Linked DNA regions of Homo sapiens: region 2 is linked to region 1. A link is a loop called in an ENCODE intact Hi-C map of the cell type or tissue named here. Cell type or tissue: heart right ventricle. All regions are shown on one strand. Each heading gives the region's core, and the rest is flanking DNA. Links, peaks and the distances in the headings are about the cores only. Region 1 has its middle 20 kb from the start of TNPO3. Region 2 has its middle 10 kb from the start of TSPAN33.

Region 1 (5,503 bases), core at 180-5,179:
CACCCAGCTAAGCTTTTTGTATTTTTAGTAGAGTCGGGGTTTCACAGCGTTAGCCAGGATGGTCTCCATCTCCTGACCTTGTGATCTGCCTGCCTTGGCCTCCCAAAGTGCTGGGATTACAGGTGTGAGCCACCGCGCCCAGCCTCAAGCAATTCTTGTGCGTCAGCCACCTGAGTAGCTGGGATTACAGGTGTGCACCACCAGGCCCAGCTAATTTTTGTATTTTTAGTAGAGATGGAGTTTCACCATGTTGGCCAGGTTGGTCTTGAACTCGTGGCCTCAAGTGATCTGCCCACCTCAGCCTCCAAAAGTGCTGGGATTACAGACGTGAGTTGCCATTCCTGGCCTGTTATTTTTTATTTTTATTATTCTATTAAGTGTGTAGTGATATCTTAATTTGTATTTCCCTAATGGCTAATGATGTTGAACATCTTCTCATGTACTTATTTGTCTTCTATATATTTTCTTTGGTGAATTGTCTGTTCAAGTTTTTTGCCCATTTTTAAATTGGGTTGTTTGTCCATTTCTTATGACTGAATTTTGGGAGTTCTTTATATATTCCAGATGCAAATTCTTTGCCATGTATGTGATTTGCAATATTATGCCTCATCTGTAGTTTATTATTTAATTCTTTTAAAATTGTCTTTTACAGAGCAACAGTTCAAGTTTGATGAAAACTGGAAGAAAATATTTTAATAAACGTTTGGGTTAGAGGTAAAAATTAGTGGTCAGTAGAACACCCAAGAAAGGAAACAGCCTCCCTGCACTGTTTGGGGGTGGTAGCTGGCAGGCACCTAAAAACACACCAGTTTTTGAAAACTTCTCTAGCTTTCTCACTGTGTTACTTTCACACTGTGCTATGGTTTGAATGTTTGTGTGCCCCCAAAAGTGATACATTGAAACCTCATCTCCAATATGATGACATGAGCAAGTGGGAGTTTTAAGAGATGAGGTCATGAGGGCAGAGACTTAATCAATAAAATTAGTAACTTTATAAAAGAGGCCCCAGAGAACCTCACGGCCACTTCCACCATGTGAAGACACAGCAAGACGCTGCAATCTATGAACCAAGAAATGGGCCCTCACCAGACACTGCATCTGCCTGTGTCTTGATCTTGGACTTCCCAGCTTCTAGAACTGTAAGAAATCAATTTCTGTTGTGTATCAGCCACCCAGTCTATGGTATCGTAGCCCAAATGGACTAAGACACACTGCTTTCTCAAATATTCTTTCTCATAGTCTCAACAACCATTGTGTCAATGTATTGCCTTCAAACACTTTGAAACGTTGACATTTTCGGAGACTGTGCCAAAAAGGAGGAAATATCCCTTAAGCCAGGCTTCCATCCTGAATTCTACACACAAGATGAAGAGAAGAGATTCTTTTACTCCTTCCAGAAAGGGGTGAAAGAAGGAAAGAGGAAGCTAATAGGAACAGAAAAGCTGTGACCTGCCCATGTGACCATTCCCTGCCACCTCCAAATGGTCACCAAGCATTTCCAGAAATACCTCATGAATGCTCTGAGTTGCTCCATCTACATGATAGGGAGTTCTACGTGGGATTCCTTGCAAGCAGCTCTGATGGCAGGAGGGGAGACCATGGGAAAAGGAGCACTGGGGCTGGCAGAAATCTACAAGGATAGTTTTGGATTTCGACAGCCTGTGGCCTTAGCAGGGAATCTGTGTAAACTCTGCCGGGAATCCCAAGAAATGAGGCAGTGAAGGAGTGGGGGTGGGGTCTCTGCTAACTTCTGGTATGTGCATGCATGTATAAATATAAAAATATCTTTTTTTTTTTTTTTTGAGACAGAGTCTCACTCTGTCACCCAGGCTGCAGTGCAGTCGCATGATCTCAGCTCACTGCAACCTCTGCCTCCCGGGTTCAAGCGATTCTCCTGCCTCAGCCTCCCGAGTAGCTGGGACTCTAGGCACATGCCACCACGCCTGGCTAATTTTTGTATTTTTTAATAGAGATGGGGTTTCACCATATTGGCCAGGCTGGTCTCGAACTCCTGACCTCGCGATCCACCCACCTCAGATTCCCAAAGTGCTGGAATTACAGGTGTGAGCCACCACACCCTGCCAATATAAACATATCTTAAAATTTGCATGTAACTGGAACCACATTACATATGGTTAGAGAGGCCATTTTCCACTCAGCCGTATGTCAGCAAATATACAATATTTCATGAAACATAATATGCTATCACCTGTTAAATGCCCTATAAGTTTAGGTGCCATTAAGAAAGAAAAAAATGCTGCCAAATAAACTGCGATATGCCATGGAATGTAACAACTGTGAAAAAGCATAAAATAATCATTTTAGAATTGGTGGCATATGGTAGTATGCATCATTCTTTGTCATGACTGCATAGTATTTCACTCTGTGGATGTTTCAGAATTTAACTACCTGTCCATAGGTGTACATAGTGTTTCCATTTTTCACTTATGTGGGCAATACATTGTCAAATAATCTTGTACATCTATCATTGCTCACTTGTCAGATTACCTAGTTGGAATAAATTCCTAGGAATGTAGTTTTGAGGGTCAGAGGTTACAGATATTCAAAATTTTGGCATAGATTGCTAGAATTCCCCTCAGCACTCCAAGATGACACCCTTTCCCGCACAACCTTGATAACATAGACAAATCTTTTTCAATATGCAAACTGTTTCCAATATAATTGAAAAGTGCTGCCATTTTGCTCTTTACTTGCATTTTCATTGACTACTGGTGAGGCTTAACATCTTTTCATGTATCTATTAGTCTTTTGTGTTTCTTTAGGAGCCTGTTCATATCCCTCATAAGAACTGCTTTTTACTTAACTATTTATTTATTGACACAGGGTCTTGCTCTGTTATCCAGGCTGGAGTGCAGTGGCGCAATCACAGCTCACTGCAGCCTGGACCTCCCAGGCTCAAGCAATCCTAGAGCTGCCTTTTGAAAAGGAGACCACACATAGGCAGTTATAGTAGGCAAATTAGTGATTCTTCAAGAGGAAAGCAGCAGAGTCATAGAAAACAAAGAACACCAAATAGGACAAATGTGTTTTTTATTTATTTTTGAATTCAGAAACTGTGGTGAAATGAGCAGAATTGCCTGGAAGCTGCTCTGGAAGCTCATTCAAGGTTACCTGGGCCAGCCAGCTGGAACTGCAAGTAAGCCTATTCCTGGTGGAAGGAGCTCAGCCTCCACAGCATGGGCAGACTCCCTCCTCACACAGGGTGACTGCACCTTCCCACAGGCCCAAGGTCTCCAAATACTGGGAAGCAGGAATTCCTCCCATCTCCTCTGAACCCCTGGCACCCTACATCCAAGCTGCCCAGCACCCAAACCACTCATGTGTTCCCTACTCACAGACTGGTTTCTTACATTTATTCCCTAACTAATACAGCAGAACATGGACCTATCCTGCAGATCCAGCTGAGACCCTGACCTTCACATACTTCTCTATGGGACGGAGAATAGAATGGGAGACTCCTGCTTCCCCTTTGCTTGTTGACCCAGCCTTGTAAGATTTCACTTTCCCTAATAAAACCCAATCCGTAGCCCACGCAGAGTGACATATTAAAATTCATCCTAAATCCTGGAACACATGGGCAATGACCCATAAAGGCCAATGTGCCATGACAGAAACACTAAGAGTCATATCGTCCATCACTCTGTCTCAGTTCCTGTTTATTGTTGGCCAGAGAACTAGGATGATCCTCTGAGCAGACATGTCCTTGGAGGATAATTAAATGGGAACTATATAAATATTTCCATAAATTAAACCAAGGAAGTGTATTAAGTTCAGCTGAATCTGGATACCAACTGCTTCCTTTGACCACATCAGAAAGTCTCCTTTTAAAAGACATTAAAAAAGTTTTTAAATAACTTTTGCCAGGCACAGTGGCTCATGCCTGTAATCCCAGCTACTTGGCAAGCTGAGGTGGGAGGATGGCTTCAGCCCAGGTGTTCAAGGCTGCTGTGAGCTATGACTACACCACTGCACTCCAGCCTGGGTGACAGAGGCCATATGTCTTTAAAAAAAAAAAGACAGAGAAAATTACTTTTTATTGTGGCAAAATAAAAAAAGGTATAATATAAAATTCACTATCTTCACAATTTCTAAATGTACAGTTCAGTGTTAAGTATATTCGCATTGTCAGCAAACCAAAACTGGGTCCATTTGCCAGCATGCAACAGAAAGCCAAACACCAAAACACACAGTTTTTGCAGTGAGAAAGGTTTGTGAGTTGACAGACAAAGAGACAGGAAGAAATGTTCAAATCTGTCTCCTGGAGCTGGAGGCTGGGTTGGATTTTAATTAGCATAGGGTAATGAGGAGTGATCTGACTAGATCCTGCCATAGGGTCACCCCAGAGCTCAATCTGATTGGATCATGGGTCCTGCCATGGTGTCTGCTTTTATTTTTATTTTTATTTTTTATTTTAGAGATGGGATCTCACCATGTTGCCCAGGCTGGTCTCGAACTCCTGGGCTCAAGTAATCCTTCTGCCTCGGTCTCCCAGAGTGCTGGGGTTACTGGCGTACACCACCAGCGCCCAGCCTGGTGTTTGCTTCTTAATTCAGCCTGGTTCCTTGGTCCGAGCACTTAGTTCCCATTCATGGTTGCACACGATGTTCATCCGGGCATTGCCCCCTCCAACCTGCAGGGCCATGACCACTGAAAAACAACTCACAACTTTGCTACATAGAAGTTGAACCAGATTGGTGTAATGTGGTTACAACATCGCTGTGCAGCCAGTCCTCAGAACTCCCTCATCTTGCAAAACTGAAACTCTGTACAAATCAACTCTCCATTTTCCCCTCCCCTCGGCCCCTGGCAACTGCCATTCTACTTTGTTTTTGTGAATCTGACTATTCTAGTTACCTCCTATGAGTGGAACCAAATAATATTTGTCTTTTTCCGACTGGTTTATTTCACTAGTATAATGTCCTCGGTTCATCCGTATTGTTGCATGTGTCAACATTTCCTTCCTTTTTAAATGGACTGTGGTGATGGTTGCACATTTCTGTGAATATACTAGAAACCACTGAGTTGTAATACTTTAAGTGGGTGAATTGTATGGTGTGTGAATTATATCACAATTAAGTATGGTGTGTGAATTATATCACAATTAAGCTGTTTAGGGGAAAAAAGGGAGAATTTGTTAGAAAGATACAGACTCATGTAACCCAAAGACAGGGACTGGGCCTGCTGGATGCTCACAGGCTGGGTGGGGACTCTGGGGAGGATGCTGAACTAAGCTCTCTGGTTCAGCCCTCTGGCCCAGAGCAGGGGTCCTCACCATTAGTCAAGCCCCTAACCTGTAGTGTCGGTACCACCTGGGAATTCCTTAGAAAAGCAGATCCTTGGGCCACACCCCAGGCCTCGTGACTCAGAAACTCTAGCAGTGGGACTCAGCAGACTGTGGGGTTTTTTTTTCTTTCTTTCTTTCTTTCTTTTTTTCCTTGAGACAGTGTCTCGCTCTGTCACCCAGGCTGGAGCGCAGCAGCGT
Region 2 (5,228 bases), core at 1-5,000, 60 kb before region 1:
TTCTGAGCTCAGGGATTGTTTGGTGAGTTTGTTGAAAGAGCAGATTTCCAGGCCCTAGCCCCAGTGATTCTGATTCTCGGTTGAGAGGTTAGGTTGAGCAAACAAGCACACTGAAAATTTACCTTCTCTAACAAGCAGCCTGTGTAATTCTGATGTGGATCATCTATGGACAATACTTTTGAAAAACATCTCTAAAGGATCTAGTATCTTTCCTTAGGTAAGCATAGGGCTTGCACAATTAAAAAATAAGTTCTAGTTTAAATTTTTTTTTGTTTTGCTTTATTTTGCTTTTTTGAGACAGGTCTCACTCTGTCGCCCTGCCTGGAGTGCAGTGGCACAATCTTGACTCACTACAACCTCTTCCTTCCAGGCTCAAGCAATCCTCCTGCCTCAGCCTCCTAAGTAGCTGGGACTACAGGCACATACCACCATGCCCAGCTGAATATATATATATGTATATATACACACACATATATATACACACACATATATAAATATACCATATATATAACACATATATAATATAAAAATATATATTATATATATATATTTTTTTGGGGGGGTGGGGGGGTAGAGATGGAGTTTTGCCATGTTGCCCAGGCTGGTCTTGAACTCCTGGGCTCAAGCAATCGGCACCCTCTAAGGCTCCCAAAGTGCTGGGATTACAGGTGTGAGCCACTGCACCTGGCCAATCTTTTTTTTTTTTTTTCTTTTTTAAAAAAAGCTTGTTAGGACTATGTTCAGCTGCAAGTAACAGAAAAACAACCAACCATGGCTTAAACAAGTTTTGTTTTGTTTTTATTTGCTTTTTGTCTCAGGCAACAAGAAGTCTGGGGACAGACTGTTCAGGGCTGATCCTTTGCACTCAAAGACTTACTAAAGTCCTCAAGGAGCCAGGAGCCAGGCTCCTTCTATTTTTCTGCTACCCCATCTTAGGGAGCAAACTTCATTCTCATGGTCACAAGGTAGCTGCTGCACATCCAAACATCACACTCACATTCCAGGCAAGGAAAGAGAGAAGCAAAAGTTACACGCCAGACACATTTGTCCCTTTTACAAAATATTCACAGATGCTTTACCAGTAACTTGTGCTAATATCTCATTGGCTAGAACTGGGCCACATCATCACCTCTGAGTAAATATTGCTAACTGAAGGTACTACTCCCCTGAAGGAAAAAAAAGTGGGGTTCTATTAAGAAAGAAGGGCAGAAATGATATGAGTAGGAAACTAGAATGTCTGCCCCAAATTGTTTATTTTATTTTATTTATTTTTTTGAGATGGAGTCTCTCTCTGTTGCCCAGGCTGGAGTGCAGTGGAACGATCTGGGCTCACTGCAACCTCTGCCTCCCGGGTTCAAGTGATTCTCCTGCCTCAGCCTCCCTAGTAGCTGGGACTACAGGCGTGCGACATCACGCCTGACTAATTTTTGTATTTTTAGTAGAGACGGAGTTTCACCACATTAGCCAGGCTGGTCTCGAACTCCTGACCTCAGGCAATCCACTTGCCTCGGCCTCCCAAAGTGCTGGGATTACAGGTGTGAGCCACCACACCCGGCCCACAAAGTGTTTATTATATGTTAAAATGTCTATCAGAATATCTGTATGCATTATTTCAGATGCTTGTGTGAGCCTAATGTGTAAGTTAAGGTCCACAGAATTGGTTATAAATTCATTTAATAAATATGTATTTCTTGGCAAAAGCACACAACGATGAAGGAGCCACTGTCAGTACCCTTGAGAAGCTCACGATCTAACTGGGGAGTTAGACATGTGTATAACTGTAATGGAAGTTTTGGATGGTCTACCATATCCCTATGTACCCATAACTGCTCCATCCCCATCCATAGATGTGGTGGCTATTTTGTACCATGTGATCCTGCCCACCCACCATCCACTCCCTGAAGATAAGTCCTGATCTAAACTGGGCCAATGAATTCCTTCCCTCTCAAAACACAGAGATACTCACTCACTCTTTGTGTGGCTAAACCTCTAACAGATACACTTGGTAGCAGAGGGACACCCATGTTTTTTTGCCATGGGGACTAAAGAGTGAAATAGTTGATTTGCTGCAGGAGAATGAACCAGTCACCCAGGGAAGAGCACAGAGGAGAGAGACTTGGAGAGAAGAGTGTTTAATTCCTGGATTAATCCCTCAGGCCCAGCTGGCCACATGCAGTTTAGTCTGAAGAGTTTCCTTGTTATTCTTTTAATAGACTTCCTGTTAATCTAGTGTAAGTTAGTTTCTCTTTCTTTCAACCAAATAATTCTTATTATTACAATGGCAAACTATAGGATGCAATAAATAGTACAAGGAAAATATGAGCAAAGCTCTTTTGGAGCAGGAGGAAAAGAGAACTTGACATGGCTAGAAGGGAAGTGGGCCGGAATGAAAGGGAAGCGAAGTGCTGAAGAGGAGAGAGCAGTGGCATTTGAGCTGAGCTAGAGGAAGGAGGAGGATTTTGCTGAACAGAGAAGACAGGAAAGTGCATGGTGATCCAGAGGGGTGCAAACGTATGGTCAACAGGAGGCAGCCAGTGGTCCATGCGTAAGGCCTATGAAAGGAGTGGCAGATGAGGCTACCCACGGAGACTGGCACCCAACCATGCCTGAGGATAAGATTAAGCATGTCTGTTCTTGTCAGCATGGTTATACCTGTTTAAGTATGTCATATAGCAAAAGTTATGCTAAATAAGGCAGCAAAATAAAAGATCAGAGGAACTTGAAATAATAGGCAGAGTCAACGTGAAACAACTGAAACAAGTAATTTAAACAAAAGAATGGGCTTAAGTAGGAAAAGATGATTTTTAAAAAACTTTATAGGCCAGGCACGGTGGCTTACACCTGTAATCCCAGCACTTGGGGAGGCTGAGGTGGGTGGATCACCTGAGGTCAGGAGTTCAAGACCAGCCTGGCCAACATGACAAAACTCCGTCTCTACTAAAAATACAAAAATTAGTCAGGCGTGGTGGTGCATGCCTGCAATCCCAGCTAATCGGGAGGCTGAGGCAGGAGAATCGCCTGAACCCGGGAGGTGGAGGTTGTAGTGAGCTGAGATGGCGCCACTGCACTCTAGCCTGGGTGACACAGCGAGACTCCATCTCAAAAACAAACAAAACAGTTTATGTCATGGAATCAAATATATATGAGGTAAAGATAATAATAGTACAACAAAGGCCCATGAACCCAACCCCCAGCTACAATAGTCATCGACTTGTAGCCATTCTTATTTCATCACCACTCGCACTTACTGCCCCCACCACAGGACTATTTTGAAGTAAATCCATGGCATATCATTTCCAAAGTGATGATATTTTTGAATTATGTATTTACTAGTCATCATTATTACATTCTTATAAATTTACATCTAGGCAGAATTCCAGGCATTTTCCTTGCACTGCGAGTTTTCATAACACATATTACACATGATAGAAACGAGTAATTATGAAAACTTTGGAAACTTTCCTCTATAGCAGTGGTTCCCTACTAAAGGTGATTTTGCCTCCTAGAGACATTTGGCAATGTCTGGAAACATCTTTGGTTGTCACAGCTAGTGGGTGCTACTGGTACCTAGTGTCTAGGAGCCACGGCTACTGCTAAATGAAGCCAGGACAAGGATTAGGTGAGTGAGGTACCCAGGGCCCAAAGCTAGCTGTCTCACTCAACTCACCCTAGTCTCAGCACTGCTGCTAAACATTCTACGGTGCACAGGACAGCACCCCACCACAAAGTCTTACGTTATGTCAACCTAAATAGCAAACAGAAAGGGAGACTCTCCAAAAGAAAATCATTTTATTGGGGAAGAGGCATTGCAATAAGAATACACGTGCCATAGTAACTGAGGCATATTCAGGGAGGTAAAGGAAGATAAAGGTTTTTAAAGGAAAAGTGAGAAGGATTACATAATTGTTTTGAGATAATTATTCTCAGCTACATGGATCAATAACAAGGGAGGCTGGATGGTCAGTTGCTGTGCAGATGTACATCCTTGCAGAAGTATTTTTCTGTGTAAAGTTGAGATGGCCTTTGTGCAAGGTTGTGGTTTTGTAGAGTTTTTTGTAATAGTTCTTATTATCAGGGATTCATGCATGAGAACCCTTCCTTCATGGACTTTGCCACTCTATTTGCCAGGGTTTTTAACATAAGTGGCTCCATTTTGATTCTTTCGTAGTTAATAATGCCAAGATTGAGAAATTCTGCTCCATAGTATACCAAGGAAACTTTATTCAGCCTAAGCCACCTTTGGGTCCAGACTTCAAGTTAACTAACCAAACAAACTATCAGAACCATTTCTAACAACTTGAGCTAACAATATGAAGTCCAGAATCTCTGCTTAGTGAGCTCATAGCAATCCATTTAGCCTGGCCCCACTTTATATTTCTTTCACCCTGATCCCATACTCTGAGGACCCAATCCCACACATATTCTCCAGAATGATATAAATTGGTTGATATAAATTGGTATATGCGAGAGGTTCTGCATCTGTAAACTGTTTTCAGTCCGGGAATTGGTTGACATAAATTGGTAAAACAATGTAATTCTTCAACATGTGTTTTGTCTCTTCACAGGTTACACTTTGTACCTCATTCTGAGGGACCTGCTATAAGCTAAATCACATAGGTCTAGGAGCAATGAAAGTAGTAGATATCAGTCCTAAGGGGACCTGCAGCCCCTTGCAAAGTGTCTACCTCTGGGGAAGACCATTAAGGGTTCTTCAGGCAAGGGGAGTCCGTCACAAACTCCTAATGGAATGACACAGGAAAAAGAAATAAAAAATATTGAAGTATAATTGAATTTTGCATTTCAAGTATGATCAGTTCATTACAGATATGATTTTGTTAAATAAAAATAGATGAAATTGGCTGGGCGCAGTGGCTCATGCCTGTAATCCCAGCACTTTGGGAGGCTGAGGTGGGCAGATCACGAGGTCAGGAGATCAAGACCATCATGATCTTCATCATGGTGAAACCCCATCTCTACTAAAAATACAAAAATTAACTGGGCGTGACGGCGGGGGCCTGTAATTCCAGCTACTTGGGAGGCTGAGGCAGGAGAATTGCTTGAATCTGGGAGGCAGAGGTTACAGTGAGCAGAGATCATGCCACTGCACTCCAGCCTGGAGACAGAGCTAGACTCTGTCTAAAAACAAACAACAAAAAATAAAGATGAAATTTGTCTCTTGTTGAAAGAGGTCGGATATAATTGGGTTTCATAGACTACATTACCTCTAT

The links. A loop is a pair of places that touch in the nucleus more often than their neighbours do. Peaks named below come from ENCODE experiments on the same cell type or tissue, not always from the same donor. Only the 100,000 strongest peaks of a DNase experiment are listed, where the experiment ranks them.
Region 2: a loop joins it to region 1, with 2.9 times the contacts of the local background. A loop is called at or near these places in 1 of 110 quality-filtered maps.

Annotation. Positions count from the first base shown.
Region 1 is chr7:129,072,047-129,077,549 of GRCh38, reverse strand. No RefSeq gene overlaps it. Among named protein-coding and RNA genes, the nearest start is that of TNPO3, 20 kb to the right of the region's middle. RefSeq lists an enhancer at 4,705-4,814. In heart right ventricle, for the core only: no CTCF peak of the experiment used is centred there; no DNase peak of the experiment used is centred there; H3K27me3 peaks cover 348 bases.
Region 2 is chr7:129,131,950-129,137,177 of GRCh38, reverse strand. No RefSeq gene overlaps it. Among named protein-coding and RNA genes, the nearest start is that of TSPAN33, 10 kb to the left of the region's middle. In heart right ventricle, for the core only: no CTCF peak of the experiment used is centred there; no DNase peak of the experiment used is centred there; H3K27ac peaks cover 1,349 bases.